2 separate regions of the Homo sapiens genome follow, and region 1 is linked to region 2. The links are chromatin contacts, found by Hi-C or POLR2A ChIA-PET in ENCODE. All regions are on one chromosome and are shown on one strand. Each heading gives the region's core, a stretch centred on a gene start or an enhancer-like site at or near the end of the contact. The rest is flanking DNA. Distances are from core to core; before and after follow the strand shown.

Region 1 (3,962 bases), core at 145-2,644, 330 kb before region 2:
TAAAGCAAAAACTAGAAACAACCCAAACATCTAATAGTAAAGCATTGATTAAATAAAATGCCAGGTTATTGCATATCACGTATGTACTTAATACATAATGAAAAGGCAAAATTAGATCTTGTTGCATCAGTGTGGATAGATCATAGGCACAGTCAATTGGATGAAGCAAGCTGCACTACAGTTCATGCAGGATGATGGCTTTTTTTAAATGCACACAACAAAACCATATAAAACTCTTCTGAAAATGTCTGGAATGATGTCTACCTAGTTTATCATGGTGGCAACCTCTGAAGAGAGATGAGATAGAATAGAGTGGGAGAGAAAGAAGACTTCAGCCTTTTCTGTAGTGTTCTAACAAGGGTGAATGAGCTTATATGTTATTCTGTAATTGTTAAAAACCAGTACGAGTCACGATGAACATCAAGATGAGTAAGACAGGACCCCTGCCTTCAGAGAATTCAGATTATGCAGGGAGCAGGAAGGAAGAGAAATAGGGGGAGAGCGGAGAAACAAAAGGCATGTGCTATCTCCTTTCAAGTTGATTTCAGCAAGCTTCACATTTTGGGGGCAGGCAGGGGAAGAATTCTAGAAGAGAAACAGGGTATTCTAGTGAGACAAGCCAATGCTGACTGTTTAAGAGATTTAGGATTGAAATCTGCTTTTGAACTCGCATTCCGGCGGTCCTCTTTGGTGTTCTCACCAAGGGCAAAAGGACTCAAATCCTCAGCGGAGGACAGAAGGTGGCCTCTCTTCTGGCAAAACATGGTAAGTATTTTTGGAGCACGATGCAAAGCCTCATCTGCACAGACGTCATGCTGAGGAAGCCACCCCAGCCCGGCCCCCGCATGCCACCAACCTCCTTCTGAAAATGGTGATTAAAAGCTAATCATGGGGCCGGGCGCGGTGGCTCACACCTGTAATCCCAGCACTTTGGAAGGCCGAGGCAGGCGGATCACCTCAGGTCAGGAGGTCGAGACCAGCCTGGCCAACATGGTGAAACCCCAACTCTACCAAAAACACAAAAATTAGCCAGGCGTGGTGGCGGGCACTTGTAATCCCAGCTACTTGGGAGGCTGAGGCAGGAGAATTGCTTGAACCCAAGAGGTGGAGGCTGCAGTGAGCTGAGATCATGCCACTGCACTCCAGCCTGGGCAACAGAGCAAGACTCCATCTCAAAAAAAAAAAAAAAAAAAAAAAAGCAGCTAATGGTGGTTGGGTTCTTTGACTCACCAGAGAGAGAACTCAGATACTGTAGAGCACACACATTTTCTTTTTTGGCCTGCAGAGGCTAAACAGAGGAGATCCTCTCCAGTGATTTCCTTTTAGGGAGAAAACCCAGTGAGTGACATGTGAATGTGTCTGCTCCACTGCTGCTGTCATCCTGCAGGCATCCCGCCTCTCACTCCGAAGTCTGGCATGTGTTTCCACTTAGAGGACTGTGAATTCCTTCCCTGTTCTGGTGAACACCATTTCCTTGGGACTGATAGAAATCTCAGTCTGTCAAATGCCTAGTGTTTAACAAATAAAAGCCTAGACATTCTGTGAGACAGGAAATGCTAGTTTTATAAGTCTCCCATTCCTCAAGAAATAGTCCAAAACTTAGTCATTCCATGAACCAAAGAAAAGTTAACAAAATATTAACTTCTGAGAAGGTTTGGGCACAGGGTACTCGTAAGATATCTAGGAGGTGACAGAGGAAGTCTGCAACATATTTAAAGCCGGGAAGCTTGAGCAGTATTGCATTCTTTGCATTTGTTTGAGACAAATTGAAGTGACCTGGTTTGTTGCCCCACACTATCACCAAGAAGAAAAACTTGGGGCTGGGGGAGGTTAAAAGACAGGGATCCTTGTCCCTTCTCCACCCCTGAATTATCTAGTGCAAGCCATTTTTCTCAATCTTTATTTTACCATCTATGTAATGGGATCATAGCTGCTTTACCTGCCTTTCTTGTTATCACGAGCAAATAATAGAAGCATAAGAATTCAAAAAACATTGAGGTTTTTGAGAAGGAATATTGTTACATATTCCTTCTCAAAGTTATAGAGAAGGAATATTGATGATTCCGGCACAGCTTCACAAATGTTTTCTCTATCCCCTTGTTAAACTCACATAAGAAGGGCAGAAAGAGAAATACTCCCCACCGAGGGGAATAGAAAAGAAATGGATAAAAGCTATGTTAAACACTCCCCTCCCTACATAACACCAAACTGCAAATTGAGGGTATTTGCAGGAAGCGAGCTATAAAGCACATTTTCAAAGCAAAGAGAAAATGATAGACATACCAAAAGACAAGATGTGAAAGAAAACTCACAACATAAAAAAATACAATGTTAACACACACGGAAAAGTATCTGGCCTTACCAGTAATCAGTGAAATGCACATTCAAAGAATGAGGTAAAATTTTTAAAATTTTTCATCTCAAGTTGATGAAGACTATTTCTGAATGGAATAATTTTATTATTATTATTGAGACAGGGTCTTTGCCTGTCACCCAAGCTGGAGTGCAGTGGTGTGATCACAGCTCACTGCAGCCTCAGCCTCCCAGGCTCAAGCAATCTTCCTGCCTCAGCCTCCCGAGAAGCTGGGATGACAGGCGCACAACACCATACCTGGATAATTTTTTTTTTATTTTTATAGAGATGAGGTGTCACTATGTTGCCCAGTCTGGGATACAGGAGTATTCATGAGGGTACAAGGAACAGGCTTCACACAGGTAGATGCACACGGATCAACTTTCCTTGAGAATAGTTTGCCACTGTATAGCAGATGCCTTTTACAATATTTATACTCATTGACCCTTCAGTTACTAAGTATTCATCCTAACAAAATGCTCAGCGGTAGCTCACACGATGTTATGTATAAGGATGGTGGGCTGGGCATGGTGGCTCACACCTGGAATCCCAGCACTTTGGGAGGCCAAGGTGGGTGGATCATGTGAGGTCAGGAGTTCAAGACCAGCCTGGCCAACGTGGTGAAACCCCATCTCTACTAAAAATGCAAAAATTAGTCGGGCGTGGTGGCCCACGCCTGTGATCCCAGATACTCAGGAGGCTGAGGCAGGAGAATGGCTCGAACCCGGGAGGTGGAGGTTGCAGTAAGCCGAGATTGCGCCACTGCACTCTGGCCTGGACAGCAGAGTGAGACTCTGTCTCGAAGATTTAAAAAAAAAAAAAAAAAAAAGGATGGTGTCTTTAGAATTGTTCATAATTGTGAGTTTGTAAACAATTTAAGATAACCAAGTATATACGACTAAATGAATTATATCAATGACCATTAAATGTAGTCATTCCTTCACAATATTGAAAGAAATAAGTTGAAGTTACTGATATATTAAGAAAAAAGCAACATAGTAATATGACTCAAATTGTTAAATATACATGTATACATTCACATACCTAAACAAATCATACATATTTTAAGAATGCTCATCTCTGGGTAATGAGGTTTATGAAATATTTTTATTTTCTTAGAACTTTTTTTTTCTTTTTTCCTAACCACTAGGCCACCAGGAAAGGACAAACACTTTTCAAAGGAAAGGGAGAAAGCTCCTGTGTCATTCAAGGCCCTTTTCATTGGCTGTAGTGGGTGGGGGGCACCAGAGTTCAAAGTCTGTCTGCAGATTGATAACCTCAGTTGCCAGTTTTTCTATTCCCCCTTCCAGGACTGTCTGACCCTGAGGACTGATTCAAATTAACCAAATGCACAGTAGATTAATTAGTAAACCAGAACTTTGCATTAATTTGCAAAATATTCATGGCTTGAGAACAAATTGGGGTCTTTTATTTACTGAGCGTCTCCCCTGTACCAGACATTCTCTTTCTGAAATGGGGAGCCCTTTCTGGGGCCAAATAGAACAGAGTAAGAACAAATAAAGAGAATACAAACAGACTCAAACACAGGCTCAGGATTTTTTTTTTTTTTTTAACACAAGAGATATTTTTAGCTAACTATGGCAATCTG
Region 2 (4,129 bases), core at 316-2,815:
CATAAAACCACCACTAGATTCAATAGTTGTTAACAGTTTGCCACTTTTGCTTTTACTACCAATCTACTTTTTTACTGTTACTATCTCATCCCTAAATACTTCTTAGTGTGTCTCCTAAGATTAGTCTTTTACACACTACATTATCATACCTGTAAAATTTAAAATTCCCTAGTATCCACTAATAAAGAGTGGCAATAGATTATATTATTACTCAAAAGTATTCACTTTCCTCTTCTCTATGGGAAGATGACACACTCTTCCCCTATAATCTTAGCGCTTGGCCATATTGCTTCAGCAAACATATTGTGAGCAGCAAGATGCACATTGTGCGGTGTAGAAGCTTTTCTAATCATTTCCTGGGTTTTGGGGTAAGACACAGGGATCAAAACAGCTATCAGGAATATAACCATAGTCAACTGGCAGTACAAGTGACTTGAACAGGAAATAAACTTTTGTTTTACAAACCACTAAAACCTAGGGTTGTTTGTAATTGCAGATTTCCCCAGTGAATTTAGAGCTGTTTTTAATGGTTTTTAGGCCAGTATCCAGTCAAGAGTTTTGCATTGTATTTGGTTGTTATGTCTCTTAAATCTCTTATTCTGGAACAGTCCCCACTTACCTTTTCTATTTTTTTTTTTTTTTTTTTTTTTTTGAGACAGTGTTGCTCTGTTGGCCAGGCTGGAGTGCAGTGGCACAATCTTGGCTTGCTGCAAACTCTGCCTCCCAGGTTCAAGCAATTCTCCTCCCTCAGCCTCCTGAATAGCTGGGATTACAGATATGAGCCACCAAGCTGGCTAATTTTTATATTTTCAGTGGAGACAGGGTTTCCCCATCAAGGCCAGGCTTGTTTCCAACTCCTGGCCTCAAGTGATCCACCCGCCTTGGCCTCCCGAAGTGCTAGGATTACAGGCGTGAGCCACCATGCCCAGCCCTCCACTTACCTTTTCTTTCTTCCCTGTTTCTCCTCCTTTTTCATTTTCCTTTTTTCTCCTAGGACACATGTTCAAAGATATTGTTCTTCTTGATAAAATTTACTTTTGAAGAAGCCAAGTCAGTGATCTTACATAATACCCTGCATCCTGAATATGTCTGATTATGTTCTTTTGGCGTGTGTGTTTTTGTTTTGTTTTGTTTTTTTAAGATGGAGTTTTGCTCTTGTCACCCAGGCTGGAGTGCAATGGTGCTATCTTGGCTCACTGCAACCTCTGCCTCCTGGGTTCAAACGATTATCCTGCCTCAGCCTCCCAAGTAGCTAAGATTACAGGCACTATCAATACAATTGCAATACAATTGCAATCAATTATAGTTATTATTTTTATCAATGCCCAAATTATCGCATATTTGGCCAGTGGGAACCCCTTTAAGCTGGCTCATCTTTTTTGAGATACACTCATTAGTCTGAGCATTTCCTTCCTTTCTGGGACAACACAGTGTCCCAGGCTCGCCTAGAATTTCCTCTGCCACAATGTGGAGCCAGCCATTTCTTCAAGGAGTTTATTTTCATTTTCATGGGGAATGGTAATTTGAAGTTAAGATCTGGATGCTTACTGCTTCTGGAGTGTCATTTTATCTCCACCCAATGGACAGAGCTGGGAAATACACTTTATTTTTTTGAGACATTATCTGGATCTGTCGCCCAGGCTGGAGTGCAGTGGTGAGATCTCAACTCACTGCAAGCTCCTCCTCCCTGGTTCAACCGATTCTCATGCCTCAGTCTCCCGAGCAGCTGGGATTTACAAGCATGCCCCACTATGCCAGGCTAATTTTTGTATTTTTAGCTCAGAGTTTCACCACATTGGCCAGGATGGTCTCAATTTCCTGGCCTCAAGCAATCTGCCCGCCTTGGCCTCCCAAAGTGCTGAGGTTACAGGCATGAGCCGCCGCACTGGGCCTGGAAAATACATTTTTAAAAATCATGAATTCAGGGCCGGGCATAGTGGCTCACACCTGTAATCCCAGCGCTTTGGCATGCGGATAGCTTGAGCCCACAAGTTGGAGACCGGCCTGGTTAACATGGGGAAACCCTGTTTTTTCTTTCTTTCTTTTTTTTTTTTTTGCTTTTAAGGAGCGGAGAGTTTAATAGGTAAGAAGGAAGGGAGAAGACAGAAGAAAGAAGCTCCCCCATACAGAGACACAGGGATGGGGGCTCCAAAGCTGAAAGAGGAGGTCCCCACCTGGCAGGGACACCAGCCAGGTATATATGCAGAGGCTGGAGGTGGTGTTTGATTTGCACAGGGCTCAAGGGATTGGTTTGACTAGGCATGACATTCACGTAGCCTGTAAAAAAGCTGACCCTCCCACCCTAGCCTTTTAATATGCAAATGTAGGGCGCCATGATGTTCTACACTCCTGGGGATATTTGGAGGTGGCCATGTTGCCAGGAACATGTGGGGAAAGGGCAGGAAGGCCACAGGAATCTCCATGTTTGGGTGGGCCCACTTTCTAATGGTCAGTATTTGCATATCAAAGGTTGGTGGGCTGCTGCTAAGAGCCAGGGATTTAAGAGAAACTTTTCCAGAGATGCTTTAAAAAACAAAAGCTTCCCTTGGCCAGGCACGGTGGCTCACGCCTGTAATCCCAGCACTTTGGGAAGCCGAGGCGGGAGGATCACGAGGTCAGGAGATAGAGACCATCCTGGCTAACACAGTGAAACCCCGTCTTTACTAAAAATACAAAAAAAAAAAAAAAAAATTAGCCGGGTGTGGTGGTGGGCACCCGTAGTCCCAGCTACTCAGGAGGCTGGGCCAGGAGAATGGGGTGAACCTGAGAGGCGGAGCTTGCAGTGAGCCGAGATTGCGCCACTGCACTCCAGCCTGGGCAACAGAGTGAGACTCTGTCTCAAAAAAAAAAGAAAAAAAGAAAACTTCCCAAGGACCTCTCTTCCTACAACATTCCCCGCTATGGAGATGCCACACTAACTGCTGTTAGAGGGTTTTGGGTTATGGTTCTTTCTGGCTACTTTCTGCTGAAAAGGGGAGTCACATGGGGGAACAGCAGCTAGGGCTCCTCCTGGGGTGGATCTAAGGGTCCTCAGAAGAATGGCATCTCCATGTGTGTTTCAGTTTACAGCACCGTTTGGAGTTTGATTGCTTCTAGGTGAGAAGAAACAATTTGAGTTATAGTATTGAGTATATAGGCTCCAAATATCAATACAAGACATATAAGCAAGAGAGTGCTTAAAAAAGGGGTTAACCAATTCCATAAAGAAGACTGGAATTTATTAAAAAGGGATTGTAGCCACTCAGAGCTGAAGCTGTCATTTTTCCTGAGCCTGTCAATAATTATGATTTGATTTTTTTTTTTTCTGAGATGGAGTTTTGCTGTTGTTGCCCAGGCTGGAGTGCAATGGTGTGATCTCGGCTCACTGCAATCTACGCCTCCCGAGTTCAAACAATTCTCCTGCCTCAGCCTCCTGAGTAGCTGGGATTACAGGTGCGTGCCACCATGCCCGGCTAATTTTTTGTACTTTTAGTAGAAACAGGAATTCACCATGTTGGCCAGGCTGGTCTCGAACTCCTGACCTCAGGTCATCTGCCTGCCTCAGCCTCCCAAAGTGCTGGGATTACAGGCATGAGCTGCCATGCCCAGCTGATTTGATTTTTAAGTACCTGTAGATTTTCCTCTACTTTACTAGCGGTGTTAATCCAAAAGCAGCATGTTTCATTTAAAACTGCATTACTAAACCCCAAAAAAGGCCTAGCAGACTCAGTGATGGTAAAACTTTCATGCTTCCTTTTTGTCAACTATTATCCCTGCTATAAAGATAATAATTAAGCAAAATACTACAGCAATGGAAACTCTCTGTCCAATATTTCAGTTTAAAGATGCTACCATGGGAGGTCTGTTCCAAGATGGCTGAATAGGAACAGCTCTGGTCTGCAGCTCCCAGTGTGATTGACGCAGAAGACGAGTGATTTCCCACTAAGGTACCTGGTTCATCTCTTTGGGACTGGTTGGACAGTGGGTGCAGCCTACAGAGGGAGAGCCGAAGCAGGGTGGGGCGTCACCTCACATGGGAAGCAGAAGGGGTCAGGGGATTTCCCTTTCCTAGCCAAGGGAAGTCATGATAGACTGTACCTGGAAAAACAGGACACTCCCGCCCAAATACTGGGCTCTTCCCATGGTCTTA

The links. A loop is a pair of places that touch in the nucleus more often than their neighbours do. ChIA-PET counts read pairs that join two places held with the same protein, here RNA polymerase II (POLR2A). Pooled maps may share reads with other maps.
Region 1: a pooled map shows a loop between it and region 2 (6-fold over the local background). The contact joins two enhancer-like sites. A Hi-C loop is called at or near these places in 1 of 168 maps with a recorded cell type or tissue (chondrocyte) and 6 of 50 pooled maps. POLR2A ChIA-PET finds 5 or more read pairs at or near these places in 4 of 52 experiments (AG04450, BJ, T-cell and 1 more).

The regions. Positions count from the first base shown.
Region 1 is chr5:157,383,766-157,387,727 of GRCh38, forward strand. All of the region lies in intron 28 of CYFIP2 (cytoplasmic FMR1 interacting protein 2), which reads left to right. All of the region lies in intron 1 of NIPAL4-DT (NIPAL4 divergent transcript), which reads right to left. Among named protein-coding and RNA genes, the nearest start is that of FNDC9, 40 kb to the left of the region's middle. Within about 2 kb of position 1,395, at least 15 of the 41 ENCODE cell types and tissues checked have a DNase peak (open chromatin) inside an H3K27ac peak, as active enhancers do.
Region 2 is chr5:157,717,111-157,721,239 of GRCh38, forward strand. No RefSeq gene overlaps it. Among named protein-coding and RNA genes, the nearest start is that of THG1L, 12 kb to the right of the region's middle. Within about 2 kb of position 1,566, at least 3 of the 41 ENCODE cell types and tissues checked have a DNase peak (open chromatin) inside an H3K27ac peak, as active enhancers do.